Linked DNA regions of Homo sapiens: region 2 is linked to region 1. A link is an interaction called in ENCODE POLR2A ChIA-PET data of the cell type or tissue named here. Cell type or tissue: Panc1. All regions are shown on one strand. Each heading gives the region's core, and the rest is flanking DNA. Links, peaks and the distances in the headings are about the cores only.

Evidence for each region. Peaks named below come from ENCODE experiments on the same cell type or tissue, not always from the same donor. Only the 100,000 strongest peaks of a DNase experiment are listed, where the experiment ranks them.
Region 2: POLR2A ChIA-PET joins it to region 1 with 13 read pairs; 8 of 35 experiments call an interaction of 5 or more read pairs at or near these places.

What each region holds. Positions count from the first base shown.
Region 1 is chr12:68,473,115-68,484,617 of GRCh38, forward strand. It overlaps the pseudogene PSMC6P2. Among named protein-coding and RNA genes, the nearest start is that of LINC02384, 27 kb to the left of the region's middle. In Panc1, for the core only: no CTCF peak of the experiment used is centred there; no DNase peak of the experiment used is centred there; H3K27ac peaks cover 5,795 bases.
Region 2 is chr12:68,379,559-68,391,061 of GRCh38, forward strand. No RefSeq gene overlaps it. Among named protein-coding and RNA genes, the nearest start is that of MDM1, 53 kb to the left of the region's middle. In Panc1, for the core only: no CTCF peak of the experiment used is centred there; no DNase peak of the experiment used is centred there; H3K27ac peaks cover 3,095 bases.

The DNA.
Region 1 (11,503 bases), core at 1,588-9,587:
TTTTTTGTATTTTTAATAGAGATGGAGTTTCACCATGTTGGCCAGGCTGGTCTTCAACTCCTGACCTCAGGTAATCTGCCTGCCTGGACCTCCCAAAGTGCTGGGATTATACGTGTGAGCCACCATGCCTGACCTATTCTTTAAATCTGTCTTCTGCGAAGATCAAGACATTTCAAACTTAACTGGGAACAATATCTTTGTTCTCTGACTCTACTTGCCCTTGGGAACTGGAGACCTACCTCTAGCTGGCCAAATTTGGGATGCAGCACTAGGGGAAGGGAGGTGGTGCAAGGGTCCACAGGATAAAAGGAGGCTTTGCTTTTACAGAATCTGTTAATATTTCGCTCTTCTTATACATACTGCTTTGATTGTCTATCTGTCAGATGAGTTAGTTGCACAGACAAGAATTGCAATTGAAAAAAAACTCTTAAGAACGTGATTGAAATTGAAAATTGGGGTGGGAGGGGGGTGAGGGATGAGAAATTACTTAATGGGTACAATTTACACTATTCAGGTGATGGCTACGCTAAAAATCGAGACTTCACTACGACACAGTATATCCATGTAAAAAAGCTGCACTTATACGCACTAAATCTATCATTAAAAAAAGGAAGCAGCTTCTCATCATGGCGGACTCTAGAGGTAGGGTGCTTCAGGACTACCGCAAGAAGCTGCTTGAGCACAAGATCGACGGCCGTCTTAACGAGTTAAGGGAACAATTAAAAGAACTTACCAAGCAGTATGAAAAGTCTGAAAATGATCTGAAGGCCCTACAAAGTGTTGGGCAGATTGTGGGTGAAGTGCTTCAACAGTTAACTGAAGCAAAATTCATTGTTAAAGCTACAAATGGACCAAGATATGTTGTGGGTTGTCGTCGACAGCTTGACAAAAGTAAGCTGAAGCCAGGAACAGGAGTCGCTTTGGATATGACTACACTAACTATCATGAGATATTTGCCAAGAGAGGTGGATCCACTGGTTTATAACATGTCTCATGAGGACCCCTGGAATGTTTCTTATTCTGAGATTGGAGGGCTATCGGAACAGATCTGGGAATTAAGAGAGGTGATAGAATTAGCTCTTACAAACCCAGAGTTATTTCAGTGGGTAGGAATAATGCCTCCAAAATGCTGTTTGTTACACGGACCACCAGGTATGGGAAAAACACTCTTGGCACAAGCTGTTGCTAGCCAGCTGGACTACAATTTCTTAAAGGTTGTATCTAGTTCTATTGTAGACAAGTACATTGGTGAAAGTGCTTGTTTGATCAGAGAAATGTTTAATTATCCCAGGAACCATAAACCATGCATCATTTTTATGGATGAAATAGATGCTATTGGTGGTTGTCCGTTTTCTGAGGGTACTTCAGCTGACAGAGAGATTCAGAGTACTTCAGTGAAGTTACTGAATCAAATGGATGGATTTGATACTCTGCACAGAGTTAAAATGATCATGACTACAAACAGACCGGATACACTGGATCCTGCTTTGCTGCATCCGGGAAGATTAGATAGAAACATACATATTGATTTGCCATATGAACAAGCAAGATTAGACCTACTGAAAATCCATGCAGGTCCCATTACAAAGCATGGTGAGAGAGATTAGGAAGCGATTGTGAAGCTTTCAGATGGCTTTAATGGAGTAGACCTGAGAAATGTTTGTACTGAAGCAGGCATGTTCGTAATTCGTGCTGATCATGATTTTGTAGTACAGGAAGACTTCATGAAAGCAGTCAGAAAAGTGGCTGATTCTGACAAGCTAGAGTCTAAATTGGACTACAAACCTATGTAATTTACTCTAAGATTTTTGATAGCTGCATGACAGATGTTGGCTTAATGTAAAAATAAAGTTAAAGAAAATAATGTATGTATTGGCAATGATGTCATTAAAAGTATATGAATAAAAATATCTATGAGTAACATCATAAAAATTAGTAATTCAACTTTTAAGATTGATACAGAAGAAATGTGTTGTTTGTTAATGTTGCATTTATTGCAGCAAGTTGCAAAGGAAGAGTGTGTTGAAGCTTTTTGTATTTGCTGTGTGAGCATTTTGTAAAACACTGAAAGTGGTTTGAGATAGTGGCATAAGAAAGTATTTCTTATGACTTATTTTGTATCATTTGTTTTCCTCATCTAAAAAGTTGAATAAAATCTGTTTGATTCAGTTCTCCAAAAAAAAAAGGAAGCATACTTACATTTGCCTTTTATAGCTCCATAGGTAAAGCCATGTAATATGAACCAATGGAGATAGAAACATGTTCTAATAGCATGTTCTCAAGATTTGCTTACAAAGATGTTTCTCTGTCAAACACTTCCGTTCTTGAAAGAAAACAGCTTGTGATGCATCTTAAAGAAACCATGCTTACATTTGCCTTTTATTGCTGGATATCTCGTCTTCTACCAGTAAGTACCAATGAAGAAAGAAACATGCTCTAATACAAGCTTGTCCAGCCCACAGCTGGCACATGCGGCCCAGGACAGATTTGAATGCAGCCCAACGCAAGTTCGTAAATTTTCTTAAAACATTATGAGATTTTTTTGTGCAATTTTTTTCTTTTGTAGCTCATCAGCTATCGTCAATGTTCGTGTATTTTATGTGTGGCCCAAGACGATTCTTCTTCCAATGTGGCCCCGGGAAGCCAAAAGATTGGACACTCATGCAATATATTCTCAAGGTTTGCTTACAAAAATGTTGCTCTGTCAAACACTCCCATACGCTGAAATAAAACAGCTTGTGATGCATTTTTAAAAAATAAGAAATTGAAAAATTAGGCCCACACTTGAGTTACATCATGAGTTAAATAATCTTTCTTTTCTTTTTTTTTTTTTTTTTTTGAGACAGAGTCTCTGTCTGTCACCCAGGGTATACTGCAGTGACACTATCTGCACTCACTGCAACCTGCAACCTCTGCCTCCCAGGTTCAAGTGATTCTCATGCTTCAGCCTCCCAAGTAGCTGGGACTATGGATGTACACCATCACACCCAGCTAATTTTTTGTTGTTGTTGTATATTTTTTAGAGGCGGAGTTTTGCCATGTTGGTCAGGCTGGTCTCGAACTCTGGCCTCAAGTGATCCACCCACCTTGACCTCCCAAAGTGCTGGTATTACAGGTGTGAGCCACCGCACCCTGCCGAGTTAAATAATCTCTCTTTGTGTGACTTAGGAAACTTAACACCAATTGCCACTGGAAAAAAAAAAGTATTCTGAAGGCCAAACTGTATTTATATGCATTGTGTAGATGATTCTGTTAATATGCATATCCTGATATAAGTCTGATTTGTGAATTTATAAATGCATGTACTTATAACTTGCATATCTGTGGTATCAAGAGTTGTGGAACTTTGTCTCTATCCCTTGCTTATATTCCCAGGAATATATAATCCCTTTGCTTTCTAGTCAGTTAAGCAAATTTCCCTAACCTGAACTAATTCAACCTAATTTTCTCTTGTGGGAGTAACTGGCCTATCTTCTACAGATTTTTTTTTCTTTTCTTTTCTTTTAATAATAGAGACGAGGTCTCACTATGTTGCCCAGACTGGTCTTGAACTCCTGGGCTCAAGCGATCCTCTAGCTCCAGCCTCCCAAAGTGCTGGTATTATAGGCCTGAGCCACTGCACCTGGCCCAGATTTTTCAATGATAAGAAAAAAGTCTCTTTCTTTATTTGTGCTTTTTCACAATGATCCTGTTCCACTTTGGAAGCAGTTCTCCAATATATACATCAGTATTTACGGTAGCTGCTGCCACACAACCACCAAAACAGCTTTCTAAGAAACTACACTGCTTTACTGGTTCTATCTATTTCCTCAAGTTCTAAATGGTAGGTTGTAGTGCTCCAAGATTCAGTCATGTGATCTCTTTTTTATCTACTTCTCTATTTATCTAGGTGATCTCATTTCACCCCAAGACTTGAAAGATCTCAAATGTAGAACTCCAACCTTGACCTCTACCCTGAACACTTCATACTCATATCTAGCTGCCTATTTGATATCCCTACTTGGACATAAACTTAAAATATATAAAATAGAACTCCTGATTCCCTACCCCCACATACAAACATACACACACACGCATATACACAAAACATGTGCCTCCCACAGTATACCTCAACTGAATAAAAGGTAACTCTGTTCACCCAGTGTGTCCAATTTCTCAGGCTGAAAACTGGGAGTTATCATTGGCTTTTCTCTTTCTCTCTTATCCAGTCTATATCCAGGATCCAACCACATTTTGCCCTTACCTCCATCATCGTCCTGATCCAGGCCACCATCATCTCTCACCTGGATTATTACAACAGCTGTCTAACTGGCCTCCCTGCCTCCACCATGCCTCTCACCACAAAGCAGTCTGAGTAAGTTCTTAAAATATTCAGTTGGATCAGGCCAGTTCTTTGCTCATAATACTATAATGGCTTCCTATTTCACACAGGATAAAACCCAAAGTCCTAGCCATAATTTACAAGACCATACATCATCTGTCTCTCTTTGATCCTGATGCTCTTGCCTTATCTCTTACCTCATCTCCCCGAATCCCTTCCACTCTCACTTTGATCCAAGTACACTGGCATAACCTTAAACATGGCAAGTAGCTTCCCCAAGACCTTTGCTCTTGCTGTTCTCTGCCTGGGCTGTTCTTCCGTGAGATGACCTCTGCTTCGTTCAAATTTCTGCCCAAATGTCACCTTATCAGGAATATATCTAACCATCTTATTTTAAAAAAGCAAGTCCGCTGCCCACTCCTCCTTTATTCCCTTTCTCCAGTTTCATTTTTCTGCATATCCCTTGCCACCTGTCATATACATTTTTGTATTCATCAACTGTCTTTCCATACTTCTCAATACACTCTAAGAAAACAGGGACTTGACGTGTTTTATTTTACCCTATCCACAGCAACTAGAATAGAGATTGGCACAAGTATTTTAAAGCATTCGTTGAATAAATAAATGAATGGATTTTAGAGACCTCAAAACATTATGTTCCCAATGGGCTGGCCACATGGTTGCTGGCTATGCCAGAGGACATTCCGCTGGAATTGCCTTGCTTCAGCCAAAAGAACAAATGATGTCTGTACATCATGTTGAGTATTGAAAATACATCTGGAAACATTATCCTACCCTGGTACCCAACGCTGGAGTGCCTCACCTGGACTACTACATGTAGCGTTAGCTCTTATATCTCAAGAAATATCCAAATAAAAGCAAGTATAAAGATCCAGAAAATGGAGAGGACTGCCAGAATAAAGAGCAGGACATTTCAGGCTGGAGTGACAGAAGATGAAGAATATGATCAAACTCTAGAAAATCAAAATGCTGTGATCAAGCCCAAGGTGAACTTCTATACCAAATCCAGGATCAAAAAAAAAAAAAAAATGGAGAGGAACCCCTTAAAACTTGAAAGGTTGTGTGGTGGATGGAAAATGCATGGCCTATAAGATAGGCACAATTGAGTCTAAACCCAAGATCTGGCTGCATGTATGACCTTGGACAAGCTACCAAATGACTACGAACTAGTACCTGTATGTAAAATTCTGATAAGGTGCCTGCATCACAAGTTTGTTATGAAGACAGTGCACATACCAAGCACACAGCAAACATTTTTTCTCTTTCTGTGGTGAGAAAAATATTGGGATAAATAAAAGGAAGTTCTAAACCAGAAGGCAAGCTTAGGCAAGTTTTGTTATAGGATGGGGAAAGAATCAGGTGAATTAACAGAGGCAGAAAATATATATTATCTTATATTCTTTCTGCATTTTACAATCTTCAAACTGTTTTCACTGATGTAATCTCCTTTGACCTTCACAAACTATCTTGTGAAGTAAGAAAGGTAAGTAAAATGAAACCCATTTTACAGATGAGGAAACTGAGGATGGGGATTTTTTTAAGTCCCCTAAAACAGGTTCCATGATTTTTCCACCAATCCAGAGGGCCTCTTCATAGAATTCAAGTCACTTCTCAGAAAAGCTTAGTCACTTAGGAGAGAGCCTCTGTGGGTGATTAGCAAAGATGTCTGAGGAGTTAGTATGTAAGTAGAGTCAAGAACCACCAAGCTTTCTCAGCACACCTCTTAGGCCTGTTATGAAAAGATTCAACTGGATGAGCCCTGGGTCTGACTCTCTGGAGCAAGTCTCTCAGTCCTCTGCTTGCTTTCCTTAACTGGGCATGAATGCAGTCTATCAGTGAGGCGTGCCCATGGCGATTTTCTTTCTGCCTCTGGTTTTTGAAAAGCATCTAGTTATGCATTCCCGAGGGTGGAGGGCAGACTGGGGAATCCTGGGTCTTCAGTCACAATAATGCCAGTTACCAGAAACAGCTAAACCAAATTTATAACATATGTTTCCATAGCCTCAAATATCCACCATTTGTCCCATGACCTTCTCTCTTTAAACAAATGCCAAACAAGGAGATTCAATTATTCAGTCAGTCTAAAAGGAATTGGTTTATGCTGAAATCCAGTGCTGAGTTTATATAATTTTACACAATGGGTCACACTGAAAGCTTTATGCAAGCTTGTAGCTGCAGCTAAGAAAGATTCCTAGCTTTCTTTATAGCTGAATTATTATCTAGGTAGAATCAATCCTCAAAGGAGAAAGCTAATTACATCACACCAGTTTTTGAAATGAAAAACGACAGAGAAATAACATTCATTCATCCATTCAATAAATATTTATTGTGTTCCTTTGAAGTGGCAGGCACCATACAAGGTATTAGAAATACAAAATGGAAAAGAAATAGTTCTTGGTCTCAGGAGTTCAGGGCTTTGTGTACAGATAGACACTGAACAGTCTGAGTCATTTAAAACACAATGTGATAAATATTATAATGGAAATAATTACAAGGTGCAGTGGGAATCCAGGCTGCATAATTCCTAAGTGTTACTAGGAGAAATCACTTCAGCAATAAGGATGACCAACTCAACCTAATTTTCCTGGGACTTTCCTTATTTTACCACTGATGCTCCCATGCCTGGGAAATCCCTCAGCAAACCAGGATGGTTGGTCATCCTACCTGCAATGCTAAACAAACAAATAAAAGTTATGTTTCTGTCTGCAAAAGACCACGTTCATTCCCAGAGGCACATGGGATCAGAATGACTTCATTAGAATGAGAATTCAGTAGCTGATGGAAAAAACGGATCTTTCATGGCTCTGCCAGACACAAAGGAAGAGTCAGCCTGATGTGTTAGAGAGAAGCTGTACATGGTTTCCCTGCCCTTGCCTAGAGTCTTGGGATAGCTATTTAACCTCTATGAGAATTTGTCTGTTTATCGGTAAAATTACACTAAATATTGTAGTAGTCAGAATAAGTCAGGTTATGCTGCTGAATCTTACTGGCTATAAAATTAAGTTTATTTGCATTACAGTTCAGCTGGAGTGTGCTGCTCATCTCACTCTAGGAGCTCAGCAGACAGAGCAGCCACCATCTCAAAGATTGTCTGTCCCCAGGGCACAGGGAAAAAAAAAAAAACATTCTTCCTGCCTCAGGTAATGGTTTTCTTTTCATCCACCAGCAATCCCTAAACCAACACCACATGGTGGTAGGCTTTTTTGTTGCAGCAGCATAACCTGGCCTATTCTGACTGATGGGGATAACTTAAAGTGTAGATGTGAGACTTAGAGGAAGTAAGAGAGTGAAGACTGCTTGGTAAACCCCTTAAGGGCTGATATGAATGTTTGAAAACATGCTTGTGAACACTTACCTGTCATCTAAGATTATTCATATAAAAACTATCTTGTTTAGGCTGGTTGAGGTGGCTCATGCCTGTAATTCTAGCACTTTGGGAGACTGAGATGGGTGGATTGCTTGAGGCCAGGAGTTCAAGACCGGCCTGTCCAACATGGCAAAACCCCGTCTCTACTAAAAATACAAAAATTAGCTGGATGCAGTGGCAGGTGCCTGTAATCCCAGCTACTCCTGCCAAGGCAGGAGAATCACTTGAACCTGGGAGGCGGAGGTTGCAGTGAGCCAAGTTCGTGTCACTGCACTCCAGCATGGGCAACAGAGGGGGACTCTGTCTCAAAAACAAAACAAAAAAAACCTACCTTGTTTAAAAACCAAGTTAGTGTTGAGGTTAGGGTTAGGCTGCTAAGGAGTCAGCATTCCTGGTTTGACCTTTCTACCAACTAGTTAAGTTTTTCACAAAGAATCACCTTTTCCACTGCTAAAGACTGCAGCCTTGGTCCCACCCAGTTATTCTTCAGACAAATAATGAGCAGCTGATCCCAGGGCCAGAAAGTGCAGTTGGCAAAGTGATGCCCTTCCCTGCTACCGAAAAAACAACCCCACGCTACACCATTCTCATGTTTTTAAAATGGACTTTTAAAAGCCCCTGGATCATTTGGAACATATTTCCCATGAGTTTTAAAACATTTTAACTCTTTTCCCCTCCATTTCATCATGAGCTTCCCGTTGGTGCTAAAGATAGTCATAAACAAACTCTGTGGTCTGTCTCTCAAAAAAGAAACATATGCAAATTCCAATTATCATCACTTTTTTCTGAGAATGGAAGAGCTCTGCTTCCTAGAGTGTAATGTTCATTTGCAAATTGCCTTTTGACAGGCGAAAATGGCACATTTGAACTAATGGCCTCTCCTTTTTAGAAACCATTCAAAAGAATTGGGTCGATAGATGTAACATCTGATTACAGAGTGAGTAGCAAGAAGGGGATTTTACCAGGGATCATTGAGCAAGAGTCTCAACATGGCCGAACTTTTTTTACAACTGAAGTCATCCATTAAACTCTAATGAACATGTGCATAACACATTTCCTGTGTAATCGAGACATCAAAAATTTCTGCCCTTTTAGTTAAGTGAAATGAAATGTTTCTCTTAAGTCTGATGAATAAATAGGTTCTTTTAAAAAAAATCCATAAAAGTTTAATTCTGTTTAGGCAATTCCCATTATGAACTTGCTTAAAAATGAGTTGTCTGTCCTACAGCATTTTATAGTGAATGATTTCCTCCTCTGATGAACACAGCAATTACTTAGCTGCGTTCTTAGATATTAAAGCACATTCTCTAGAGTTCAATTTTGGTTAGTTTCATTCCTGATGACATTGGGAATGAAATTTCAGCATAATCTCATGAGGATCCATGGACAGGAAATTGTCCAACAACAAAACTCCAGGGAGGCAGTAAGAGACCAGCTTGCATCTGAAGTTGAAGATGTTGGATGATAGGAGCCTAGAAATCAGCATAGAGGAAGGGACTCCTGGGGATAGCAGAAGAGTCTCCCAGGCAGCCCTCATCTTGGGAAATAATTACCTTTTCCTACCAAAATCCTTAGTGGGTTATTAAGTCCCTCCTTTGTTCGTGGGCAGAGGGCCTTTACAGACTTCAGGCAGTGGGGATTCTAGAAGAGACGTTTTACAGATGGTATCCTCAGAACTCACTCCAAGTATAGGGGACTACAGAACCACATTGCCTGCACTGCACAAAACAGAAACAGAAAAATAATTCAAATTTCCCAATCCAGGAGCCTAAGATCCCTAAGGTTCCATGAAGAGGTTTAGGGGAATCAGAAACTATACTTAAGATTCTCCCCAAAAAACTCATTCACCTGGAGGTTTTGACTTGTCTGGGGGAGTGTGGGGGTTAAAAAAAAATCAAAGATGACAATTCACACCAAAAAACAAATAACAACACACAAGAAACTCACAGCTGTGTTCAAGTGGGAACGCCAGTACTGTTTTAGGAGGAAAGAGGACAAAGGCAACAAACCAACATCTGCTTGCTTGCTATCTGGTACATCACCAAGGTGACAGCAGCTGGGTACAAATCAACTGCTCTTTCTCTTTTGCTAGCCACAAAGCTGCTCACTGTGGCTAGGCTGAGCTTGTCAGGACACATTCATGTGTGATCTAATACACACTAAACACTTAATAAGCAAATCTGAACACATCTCTAGAAGCCCCATGCAAAGAAAAGACACTCCCAAAGAGAGATCAGTCCCAAGAGCTCAACAATTCAAGATTTTACCAAAAGATACCCTGTTACCTCCTAAATTGCCAATTGCTTCTCAAAATTTTACTGCAAAAGGGAAATCATGACAAGAATTCTTAGGGTGGTGGGGGAGAAAAAGCTACTTTTCCTAGTCATTAGTACAGTGTGCCTTGTTAATTAGGTATCTTTATATACATTAGAAAAAGTACTTTACTTGCATGTTCTCATAAAATGAATTCTGAGTATAGCAGAATCATGTTAGATCTGTTCAGATATAAATTTTTACAGCTATATAAAACAGCCTATGTGTACTTTTTTGCCATTTTTAAACATGATTTTTTCATAAGAAAAATAAAGATTACACTACATGTGATGTATATGTAATGGATTATTATGCCAATAATTTTGGTCTTTAACATACTTCTTATTCATTAGGAGCAGATGGGGGTACCCAAGATTTCATATTAGGACTTTCTGTCCTGAATTTTGATTGAGCAAAATCTGGAAAATGTGAAAGCCTATTTAGATTTTTATATATTCTCTGAAATGTGATTTCCCAAGATTCTTACATTTGACCCTCTTGCAATAATTTTGAATGAGATCTCCCAACTCGCTTCAGAGAATAGTTTTCACAGATATCTTTAGGCCTTCATTAGAAAGTATTTTCCCCCTGTTGGTACATTTGGTGACCTCATTTTGCTGTTTGTTTCAGATTATGAATGCTCACAAGGATGTCTGTAGAATCATTTGCTGAGTCATTTCCTCAAATCATATTCCATTATATCAGTTAACATATAGTTTTAAATGCACATATTACAAATATCTGTAACCAAATCATCTGAAGGCTTCATAAATTTTTAACAAAGTTTGTCCATTTTTAATGAAAGTTACTAGTAATGCTTTACTAAGCAGTGCAATGAATTTTTTATTTTCAATCCTTGTGCCCGATTTTGGAGTTGAGGGGGTTGTTGGTAATAAATGCATGACGTATACTTTAAAAAATATTATCCCCTTACTTGTTGATTCCTTCAATAAGTGTTTCTCAAAGGCCTATGATGTATGAGGTACTCTGCTAGGTCCTGGAATTAATCAGCAAATGAGACAGTCATACTGCCTGACCAAACATGAAGCTCACATCTGGAATTATACAACTACTTTCAAAATTAATTATTTAATTAAAAGTGTGGTAAATGGTGCAAGAGAGAAATATAAGATATTAGAAGAGCACATACCAGGGGATATGACCCTGTCTGAAATTCATGGAAGGCTGCTCTGAGGATGTGCTGTAGAAATGGAGAGCCACGGAAGGATGAGTTAAAGCTAACTAGGCAAAATTGTGAAGAACATTACAGACCTAAAGAACAAGAAATGCCATTGTCAATGAGCTGTTGGTGACAATGGCGGTTTTGTAGAATAGAAAGGGGGGAAAGGTGGGGAAAAGATTGAGAAATCGGATGGTTGCCGTGTCGGTGTAGAAAGAGGTAGACATGGGAGACTTTTCATTTTGTTCTGTACTAAGAAAAATTCTTCTGCCTTGGGATCCTGTTGATCGGTGACCTTACC
Region 2 (11,503 bases), core at 1,903-9,902, 93 kb before region 1:
TTCAGGTTTAAAGTTTCAGTGCAGTAGAATAAGACTGCCCAAACAATATTGCAAAGCTGCTTAGGAATTTCCATCACTAAAAATAGTATTATGTTACTTTGGGATAAAAGATTTTTAATTTATAGTGTAGCTCCCATGTAAGGATATGTATATTAACCTAGAACAACCTTGCTAGTTTCCATACGCCAGACTTAAAAATAAATTTATGATTAAAACCTTTTTAAGAATTCCAACAATACTGAGTGACCATCAATTCTTTAGAAAATGGGAACTAATTAATGGAAATTTTCTTCAAAGAATCTGACCTATTAAACATGATATTAAATATTCATCTATTTTAAAAGCTGCAAATGTCAATGAAAAAAATAAAGCTGTCAAATGCTAGGAGCATTTCATTAAGAAAGCAGCTTCAAACATTGATGAGAGTTTTATAAAGTTAGGAACTCTCAAGCTTTACCTCCTAGTGAAGAAGTTACTAATATTGTCTTTATTATAATCAAAATGCCAAAAGAGCAGGAAAACAGCAGTATGGGGCCCTGAATTGAAGTCCCTCTTTTTCCATGTTTCTACTAGCCCAGCCCTTTTGTAAATAAAACCTTTATACAACTAAAGCAGCACTGACTTCAATGGGAAGTTATGATATCAGTGCTACAGTGAAATGGATTGCTACAAACAGAATAAGAGAGGAATAGATTGGATAATCAACACATATAGCAACTCAAAAGGATCGTTTTAGTGATTTCTTTTAATCTTCTCTACTACTAAGTATTTCACATAAGGATGCTTTTGGCTGCAAGTAACAGAATATCCAACTAACAGTGGCATTAAAAAAAGGGGTTCTGGTTTTCTATTGCTATAATATATAACAAACCAAAATTTAGTGGCTTAAAATAACATTTATTTTGTTCCTAGTCTGCAATTTGGGAAGGGCTTGGTGGGTGGCAGCTTGTCTGCTCCACTTGGCACCAGCTAGGGCACTTGAAGACTGGGGCCAGAGTCATCTGAAGGCTGCTTCACTCTCATGTTTGACAGTTCTTGCTGAGAAGACTCAGAGAGCTAGAGGCTGGTACAGCTGGGGCTCCTCAGGCATCTCGATTTCTGTGTGTTCTCCCACATGAGTTCTTCAGCATGGCAGCTTCAATGTAGACTGACTTCTAACATGTCAGCTCAAAGCTCCCAAGGCACATGTCAGAGAGAAGAAAAAGGCAGAAACCGCATCACTTGTGAACCTAGCATGGAGAGTCATGCAGTGTCACATCTACTGAATTCTACTAGTTAGAATCAAGTGGGTAAGGCTGGCCTATATTCAAGGGAGGGTGAATTAGACTTTGCTGGGAGGAGTGTCAAAGAATTTGTGGCCTTGTATTAAACCTACCACAAAGGGATTTATTTTTCATGTATGATGTCTAAAGGGAAGCAGTACTGTATAATATGGGGCTCCATGATCTAATAAAAACCAAGGGTTCATCTGTTCATCTATAATTCTGCTCTACCATTTTTAGATTGGCATATTGTCTCAAAGTTGCAAGCTGACTGCTATAGATCCAGACATTGTAGCCATGTTCAAGACCAAGAGGGGTGGAAAGAATAGTGCCTGCAGTTCTGGCCTCTTTTATTAGGAAATCAAAAGCCGTTCCCAAAACCCACCTCAGCAGAATTCTGCTTATGCCACATTGGCCAGAACTGTTACAAGGCCACCCCTTGCTTCAAGGGAGGTTAGAGCAGTGAATATTCAGCTTCTCCTTTCTCTACTGTAGAGGTCAGCGAGGATGAAGAGAGCCAGAAATGGGCATTGGGTCAGTCAAGCCATGCTTCTGACCTGCAAAGCCTCCATATCAGACCCAAAAATTCACAAGTAAGTAAGTAAGAGCTTCAAAGAACTTCTCTCCCTCAGCCAAGGTTAACTATAAAATGACCCAAATATGCTTAACAGACCAAAAAAAAAATTGGCTAATGAATGGAACTATTTACAACTGTATTTTTGCAAATAGAATCAAAAGCTAGATATTGAATTAAATGAATTGTTTCTACAGTTTAAACAGGAAGCAGAATGGGTTTCCCACAGAGCCATTTGCCGGCAAGATAGGAGGGACAAGGAAGAGGAGAGACCACTGACTTGTGATAAAATGTGAAAGCTGCCCTGCAGATTACCTTGGCTTCAGAGGCCTGGGGCCTAAAAATAATTTGGGGGCAGGGCAAAGAGGAACTCTTCACTTGTAAACCTAACCCAAATTCTATATCTTATTTTATAGAACATTCCTTCTTTTAACCTTGTTACTCACTAGTGAATGGAAACAGGAAAAACATTGTGAGTTGATGGATTTTATCTAACCCATCTGCAACGATTATTCAAATGTAAGCTTTAAAGTTTTATAACATTTAGCTAAAGAAGAATCAAAACTCTTTTCATTGCCCCGTGTAAGCACAAACACTCTCCTCGCCCTGCCAATTTGCCAGTCTACTGTCTCATGCTATGGTCTCATACAAGGATAAAAAAAATCACACCACAGCAGATATTTTTATAGACCCTTCATTCATACAAGCCTTGGCATATGACCGCAACAATAGCTAAAACTGAAAAATGAGACAACTGGATTTACTGACTGATAGTGTCTAGAACTCTCTCCCAGGTAATTTAATAGATGTACGTGAAAATGTGTGCTTTAAGGAGGACGCTGAATGTGAAGAAAGAATGCAACCACAGTGAGAGCTCCAGTACAATCCCAGGCTACAACTTCCAATGTCTGGTTCATCCTCAGAGAAAAAGGAATGAGGAAAGGAAATATTTTCCTTTAAATTGAAAGAACTCTGACATAAGGAAATTAAATAATTGATCCAAAGTGATGTTGCTCCTATTAAACAGAAAAAAAAGCACCAAGGCCTTTGCAAGCACTCCCATTAACAGTTTAATTTAGAATAGAAAGTAATGCAGGTCTTTATTCTAAACAATGGCCAACTTTACCTAACACGAAATAGACTCTTCTTAAACAAAACTCATAAAACATATACTATGGGAGTTACCAACCATTTTCTGAATTATTTATAAGCTAATGCTCTGCTTTCAATGTTTCTATCAGCTGCAAAATTTAATTAAGAAGCAAAGAATGGGCTTATAGAGATCATGACCCTACGTATTTCTTACTCATATTTCAAATTATAATCATGTCATGATGAAGTTTGATCCTCGTGGAGTGTAACAAAATAATATATTTGAACTTTTTATTATTACCAGTTTAGAGACCTACTATAAGATACTTCAGATACTCCCAAACCACATAGCAAAATTCGTAAGTGCAGTAATTACCATAAATGTACTCTGTAACTCTCAAAAGCAACTGCCAACAGTTCTAGGCCCAGGATAAGTGTTCAATTCATACTCATTAAATTTCATTGAATATTCAACATCTTTCACAAACTCATATATAATCTTTGTGTATGAAAATATTTTTGAGATTGAATATTCCCCACACTCATTTCCAACTAGAAATTCCCATTGGGTTTTGAATGAAAAGATTTATTAGATCTACTCAATTAGGTGACAAGATTAATAGTCCCCATTAAACCCTAATTTGCTTTTTATTCCGCAAAGACTAACACAGATGTAAAACAGGTGTTGGCCACTCCCAGAACATATGCCTAAGACAACAAGCAAGCTGAGAGTAATTTGGTACACGAACTGGTTGTCCCTTCCATGCCACCTCTCCATTGACAGTTATGCTGGAAATGAGATTTAACAGCAAAGATTTCTCTTTCCTACACCATGCCCAACTTCCTCAGTGCTAGTAGCTTTGGATGTGAGAGGAAGACCACACACACACACACACACACACACACACACACAGACACACACAGACACACACACACACACTGAGTTTAGATCAACAAGCATATACTGAGTGCCCATTACCAGGTGTCATGCTGGAATTATAGGCACAGGTGGAGCCTCAGGAGTCAAGCTCTCTGAATTCACACCCCAGTTTATCTCTCAGTAGCTGGATAGCCTCAGGCAAGTTCCTCAGCCTTTCTAAGCCGTAGCTGCTTTACCTGCAAAACAAGGATACTAATAACACCTACTTCATGGGAGTTTGTGACTATCAAATAAGATAATTCGTATACAGTTGCCTGGCATCTAGTATGTGCAATAAACTGAGCTATAATCACCACCATCATCATCGCAGCATAGCCTCAGTCTTTATCCCCAGGTAAACTAGGGTGAAAAGACACATAAACAGATTATGCCCATTTTTTGTGAGATGGTAAGTGGACTTCAGAAAAGAGGCACTTAGCTCAACGTGGAATGCAAGGAAGGTCTCTGAGCTGAGAGTCAAAAGGTGAGTAGAGTTAGCTGGATAAAGAGAGTTATTTTGGTCGGATGTGGTGGCTCATGCCTATAATCTCAGCAATTTGGGAGGCCAAGGTGGGCGGATCACTTGAGGTCAGGAGTTTGAGACCAGCCTGGCCAACATGGTAAAACCCCATCTCACTAAAAATACAAAAATTAGCCGGGAGTGATGGCGCACACCTGTAATCCCAGCTACTCGGGAGGCTGAGGCAGGAGAATTGTTTGAACCTGGGAGGCGGAGGTTGTGGTGAGCCGAGATCGCGCCGTTGCACTCCAGCCTGGGCGACAGAGTCAGACTCCGTCTCAAAAAAAAAAAAAAAAAAAAGGAGCATGTTGTGTACAGGAACTGGATGTGGTTTGCTATTACAAGCAAGAAATTCAAGACGGGGAGGGATAGAAGATGAGGCTCATGAGGAAGATAAGGACTAGGTCACAAGAGGTCTCATAGGTCATGTTGAGGTGACTGAATTTCCTCCTTATAGACCAAATTTCCTAAGACAGTTTATAGAAATTTCTAGTGTTCACAGAGGCATTTCATGAAAAATTCCTTGGTATTCCTCAACATAATAGCTTCACTGTGACTTCTTTTTGAAGCATCCTAAATTTCACCCCTTTAGTAATTCACAGTGCATGCGTTAGCATGTTGAAGGCTCTGAGAAGTTTTACAATAAAGGAACCTCTTTGCCTCAATTTAGCTCAATATTTTTTAAATAGATTGTACTTCAGGACACCATTTTTACAGAATGCTGAAAGATATTTTGCCAGATTTTAACAAGAGTAATGAATTGGGCAGTTTAGCTTCATAAAATTGCTCTAGCTACAGAGATGGAGTTTAAAGGAGCACGCTTGGAGAGAAGATGTGAAATGATGGTGAGCCGGGACAGAGAAGACAGAGCAGATTCAAAAAAATATTCAGGAGGTAAAATCTGTAGGTTTTGCTGGTAACAGTGGAGTGAGGGAGACACAACTGTCTAGAATAATACTTGGAGTTCTGGCTTGAGTGAAAACAATAGTAATGCCACTTACTTCAAAAGTAATACAGAAAAACATGATGTTCGGAAAGGAATGAGGGATGGGTAAGGTAAAAAACTTAGTATGAGACATCCATGAGTCTTCCAAGTGAAATAATAGGTAGCAATGCGTCACTAAACCATTCTTCAGTCCTAATCTAAACCAGGTCATCTGACAAGTAATTCCTTTCTCTTCCTTAGGAGTCAAAATTTTTAGGTTAAGATTCCATAATGCATTGTGTTCATTTTAGCAGCAAATTTACTAATAATAAGGTTATTATTTAATCATTAAAACACTCAGGCTTTTCTTAATGCATTCGCAAATTAAAATATGCAAATGTACATATGTAGACAGGTGAATATTGCATTACTCAAGATAAATTACTTAAATTCTCACTTAAAAAGTGAATCTGCAGTAGAGCTACTACCATTATCCAAATGTCACAAATATACCTAAATAGGTTAATTTTTAATATATATTGTAGTGAATCATTTAACAAAACTAATTTTTATCTTTTTTTTCTATCTCAGCTTCTTAAAAGCAAAAGATACATCTTCATCTTTGTGCCCTGAGGGTTCAAAGCAGTTTAAAACACATGGAAAGTATACATTAAAATCTTGTTGAATTAATAAAATTAATTAAAGCAAGTCACAGTAATAAATACAAAATTGACAAGTTTTCAACTCTACTCTGTCACTAATTGATCTCATCCGCCCTCTTCGCTTTACATATGATCTACATGCTAATGATTTCCAAACTGTTATCAGCTCTGCTCTCCTTTTGAACTGTTATCATCTCTGCTCTTCCTTTCAACTTTGAAAGTTGAACTTTCAACTTGAGGCTTATAATTTCAACCTTACTTGACTTTTCCATGTGAATGCTTACCAGAGACCTTAAACTTCATGTGTTCCTGGTAGCATTACTGGTTGCCTACCTTCACAGTATCCTTTCACCTCTTACTTCCTATAAAAATGCCTCCAATTTTGTTCAGTGAGCCACTGTGACCAGCTAAAAAGCTCAGCCTCCCTTGCAGCTGGAATTGGACACATGATATAATTTTGGTACATAAAGTGGAGGTCTGGGGTATAGATTTCTGAAAAAGCTTTTGCTTTCCTGACATAGGCACTACCCCTACTTCTTTCAGCTTTCCCCTTCTCCTGTCTTACATGCAGACCCTATGCCTAAAGCTCAGTCCCTCTCTTACATAGGTGAGAGTGAAGGACATGATAAGGATGCTCAAGGAGAAGAGAGAATGTGCCTGCGATCTCAGTGGCATTTGTGAGCTACCATACCAGCTGGGTCTGCCTATTTTTGACACACTTTTGTGTGGACAATAAATTAATTGATTAATCAAAGAGCTTGTTTGCTTAAGATATGGTTTGTCAGGATTTTGGTTCCTCTGCAGCTGAACACAACCACATATGACATAACATACAAAACAAACATTTTGATTTTCATCTTCAAAGAGCACCTGATGACCACCTCCCCAACCATCTCACAGACCTATTTCTTTCCCAGTCATAAACATGTCAGTTTCTACCATCACCATTCATTTGGTAGCTTAAGAAAATATAAATTTGGGTATGTCCCTGATGCCTCCTCTCTGTCTTTACCTCTAAACTATATCTTCAAACCCATCTTCTCTCTTCTTCCACCACCTAGCCATCCAACCTATCATCATAGCCTCTCAGCTGCCCACTCTGCTGCAGTCTTGACCCCCTGCAATCATCCTCCACATAGCATTCAGAGCAATCATTCAAAAACACCTATTAGGTCACGTCACTCTCAATTTTAAAAACTTCCGATTGCTTCCTATTTTACTCATAATAAAATCCAAGTGCCTAGCTGCAATGGGCTGAATGTGTCCCCCCAAAATTATATGTCAAAACTCCATTGTGATGGCATGTGAAATTGGGGACTCTGGGAGGTAAATAGGTCATGAGGGTATCATGAGAGTCTAGCCTTCATGATGGGATTAATGCCTTTATAAGAAGAGACATAAGAGTGCTTGCTTCCTCTCTCTTTCTCTCTCCACCATGTGAAGGTATGGGAAAAAGAAGTCATCTGTCTTCAAATCACGAAGAAAGTCCTCATCAGGAACCAAATCATCTGCCACCTTGCTCTTGGACTTCCCAGGCTCTAGAACTATGAGAAATAAATTTTTTGCTGGATGAAGTGGCTCATGCCTGTAATCCCAAATTTTTCAGAGGCCAAGGCAGTAGGATCACTTGGGTCCAGGAGTTCAAGACAAGCCTGGGCAACAAAGTGAGACTCTGTCTCTCCAAAAGTCAAAAACTTAGCCAGGCATGGTAGCATGAGCCTGTGGTTCCAGCCTTACAAGAGGCTGAGGCAGGAGGATTGCTTGAGCCAAAAAGAAGAGGCTGCAATGAGCTGTGTTCACAGTGCTGCACTCTAGCCTGAGTGACAGAGTGAGACTGTCTCAAAAAATAATAATAGAAATTTTTTAAAATAAATGTTTGTTATTTATTTTAAAATAACCTGGTCTATGTTATTTTTGTTATAGCAGCCCAAAAAGACTAACACACTAACTATGGCTTACAAAGTTATATGTGGTCTGATCTCATCTTGCACCGTTTTCTCTTTTGCTCACTGCACTCAAGCCATACTACTTTCATTTCATTCCTCAAAGCCACCAAATGTAGTCTCACCTCAGGGCCTCTGTACTTGCTGTTCACTCTGCTTCAGTTGCTTTTCCACCTGGTTCCTCCTCATCATTCAGGTTTCAGCTCCAATGTCACCTCCTTAGAGAGACCTTCTCTGACCACCCCATTTCACCTGTGTTTCATGATCTCAATACCCTATGTTGTTTCCTTCATATGCTCATCTGTCTAAAATTATCTTGCTTATTTACTTGTTACTTTTTTTCTCCTCCTTCTAGATTAAAAGCTTCATGAGTACAGGGACTGTGTATATCTTATTCACCACTCCATTCCCATATCTAGAAAAATATTAGTACAAATTAGGCCCTTGATAAATATTGTTCTTAATAAATAGATTAATTTTTCTAAAAAAATAAATAAATAAAAAATAAAAAAAAAACACACAGCCTTGGATGCTTGGAAATCTGCCAACATGTATGATCCTAGAAACATAATTTTCTTGTCTAAAATCTCCAAGAGCAGAACAGAATTTTGGATTTAAATAAAAGCTTTTTCTAGCATATTTAATTCAGAAATCACCAAATGTACTTAATCCTATTGCTTATCTTCTATCACAGGTAAGTATTTTTGCTTACCACATATATTCTTTAACCAAGTTATGGTAACATAATAAGGGATTAGACCCTTGATACAAGTTGCCAAGTAACCTCATTGAATTTCAACATTTCAGTACATGTCTTTGTAATATTCTGTGTGACAAACTATCAAGTACACAGAAAGCACTTCTGCTGAATACTGAAGTAGCATGGTTGTCTCTACCATAAAATATTCCTGGAGTTGCAAGTTGAACTAACCACTCTTCTAATGAAACACCATTTCACTTGAAAGACCAACATATTCAGATGTAGGTATTTGCTAAACATTTTCTTGAAAATGTACAAAGTGAGGCTGTCACCCCAAAGGAAATATATGGCAATATTTATTGCCCAATAAACCTTTAAGAAACTACCTCTAGTTGAGGTTTAGGATAGTAGATACAATTATCCAAAAAGGTTATTAAAATAGTCCTCTGTTTTCCAGCTACATCACTCTGTGATGCCAGGTTTTCTTAATATTCTTCAATGAAAACAACGTATCACACTATACCGAATGCAAAAGCCAATGTAAGAATCTAGCCATCTTCTACTGTCAGACATTAAAAGGCAAAAAATGTAAAAACATGAAATAATGCTATGCTACTCACTAAGTTTCTCTTGTTTGGAAAAATAAATACATTATTTATAAAAATATGTTATTTACGTTACATGCAATGGGTTTATTATTGTTATTTTAAAATGAATGAATAAATAATTATTTTTAAAATGTTTATAGCATGTTTGGTTGGGCGCGATGGCTCATGCCTGTAATCCCAGCACTTTGGGAGGCCAAGGTGGGCAGATCATGAGGTCAGGAGTTTGAGACCAGCCTGACCAACATGGTGAAACCCTGTCTTTTCTAAAAATATAAAAATTAGCCAGGTGTGGTGACGGGCACCTGTAATCCCAGCTACTCAGGAGACTGAGGCAGGAGAATCACTTGAACCCAGAAGGCGGGGGTTGCAGTGAGCCGAGATTGTGCCACTGCACTCCAGCCTGGGTAACAGAGCAAGACTCTGTCTCAAAAAAAAAAAAAAGAAAGAAAAATGTTTATAGCATAGTTAATATCCACAGATATAACCCAAATAAACAAAAGATTTTTGAGATCCTCAATTATTAAGAGCATAAAGGAATCTTGAGACCAAAACCTAGTACAATAGATAGTTATAACAGAAGTATGTAATAGAAATAAAAATGTATGATAGAATTATATAACAGAAATGCAAATCCTACATTTCTAACAGCATAGATGAAATATTTAATATCTTCATTCCACCACAAAAGAGAGAGAGAGTTCCATTGTGCAATTAAAGTAAAAATTTAAGCAACAGCATCCAGGTTGTGGTGTTGCCATCACAGCAACTAGTGGCTTGCAGGAGTTAAAAAGCTGTCAGGGAACAGTGGCAGGTGGGCTGGTGGTACAGCAAAGAGCCACAGTGACTTGACTGGAAATACGAAAAGATGTAGTGGGATAAAATGCTCAAACACATTATGGGCTTATGTTGGTACAGAGATTTGAACAACCAGGAAAGAACTCTAACACAAGATAACTTTTTTAAGTTCACTTATGTTTTCCCCTTCTGTTTTTCTTCTTTGACATCTGTGCTGCTTTTGCCTGGGGGAAAGTTCAAGGTTGGAATGTTTGATTTTTGTTTTAAAAAACCTGAGGGCACGAAAGAGAATTTAAATAGTTCTGGGGGAAGAATACCCCCTGTCTAAAATGAAAGTCTCTCTGGCTTAGAGGAGGAGTCAGAGTTTAAGGTACCCTGTATTTTGCCTTACTCCCTGGCAGGGCCCCAAGGACACAGCAAGACCTCAGAGAGACAGGCCATTGGTGCACCAAGAGGCGGAACATTAGCCCAGGTTTCCCAACCACAACAGTTCTCATACTCCAGAGGCTAGCACAAAGGCAGGAGAGGGGAGCCTCTTAAAGACCACACAGGGAGAGACAGTGACATCCCAGCAGTAACCTGTGTGGTCATATGTCTGATGCCCTCCTGGGTCTCTGAGATCTCGGCTCTGCTTGAGAGCCTGGAATTTTGACACAGCCCCAGATGGGAAGTACAAGAATGACTGAAGTTGAATTTCTCACCAGACCTATGGAACAGGGGCAGAAAATAATAATTACTTACTGAGCCAAAAGTAGAGAAGAATAAATACCATTCAGCAATAAAAAGGAAGGAAGTACTTAAGTCATGCCACAACATGGATGAACCTTAAAAACATTATGTGGCCGGGCGTGGTGGCTCATGCCTGTAATCTCAGCACTTTGGGAGGCCAAGGCTGGCGGATCACGAGGTCAGGAGATGGAGACCATCCTGGCGAACACGGTGAAACCCCATCTCTACTAAAAATACAAAAAATTAGCTGGGGTGGTGGCGGGTGCCTGTAGTCCCAGCTACTCGGGAGGCTGAGGCAGGAGAATGGCGTGAACCTGGGAGGCAGAGGTTGCAGTGAGCCGAGATCACGCCACTGCACTCCAGCCTGGGCGACAGAGCGAGACTCCGTCTTAAAAAAAAAAAAATTATGCTAAATGAAAGAAGTCAGTCACGAAAAACCACATAGTGTATGTTTCCATTTATAGGAAACATCCAGAATAGGCAAATCTATAGACAGAAAATAGATTAGTGGTTGCCTAGGGCTAGGGGAAAAGAGGGTGACAACTAAAGAATAGAGGATTTGCAGGGACAGGTGAAAACATTCCAAAATTGATAATCGTGTTGATCGCACAACTCTGTGAATATACCAAAAAAAAAATGAATTTTATAAATAGTTAAATTGTATCAATAAAGCTACTACCCCCAAAAAGTAGAGAAATGTGATGTCTCTTGTCCACCTGAGGTGTACTGAGATTCATAACCATTTTATGTGTAAAATGTTTCACAAAGTTATTT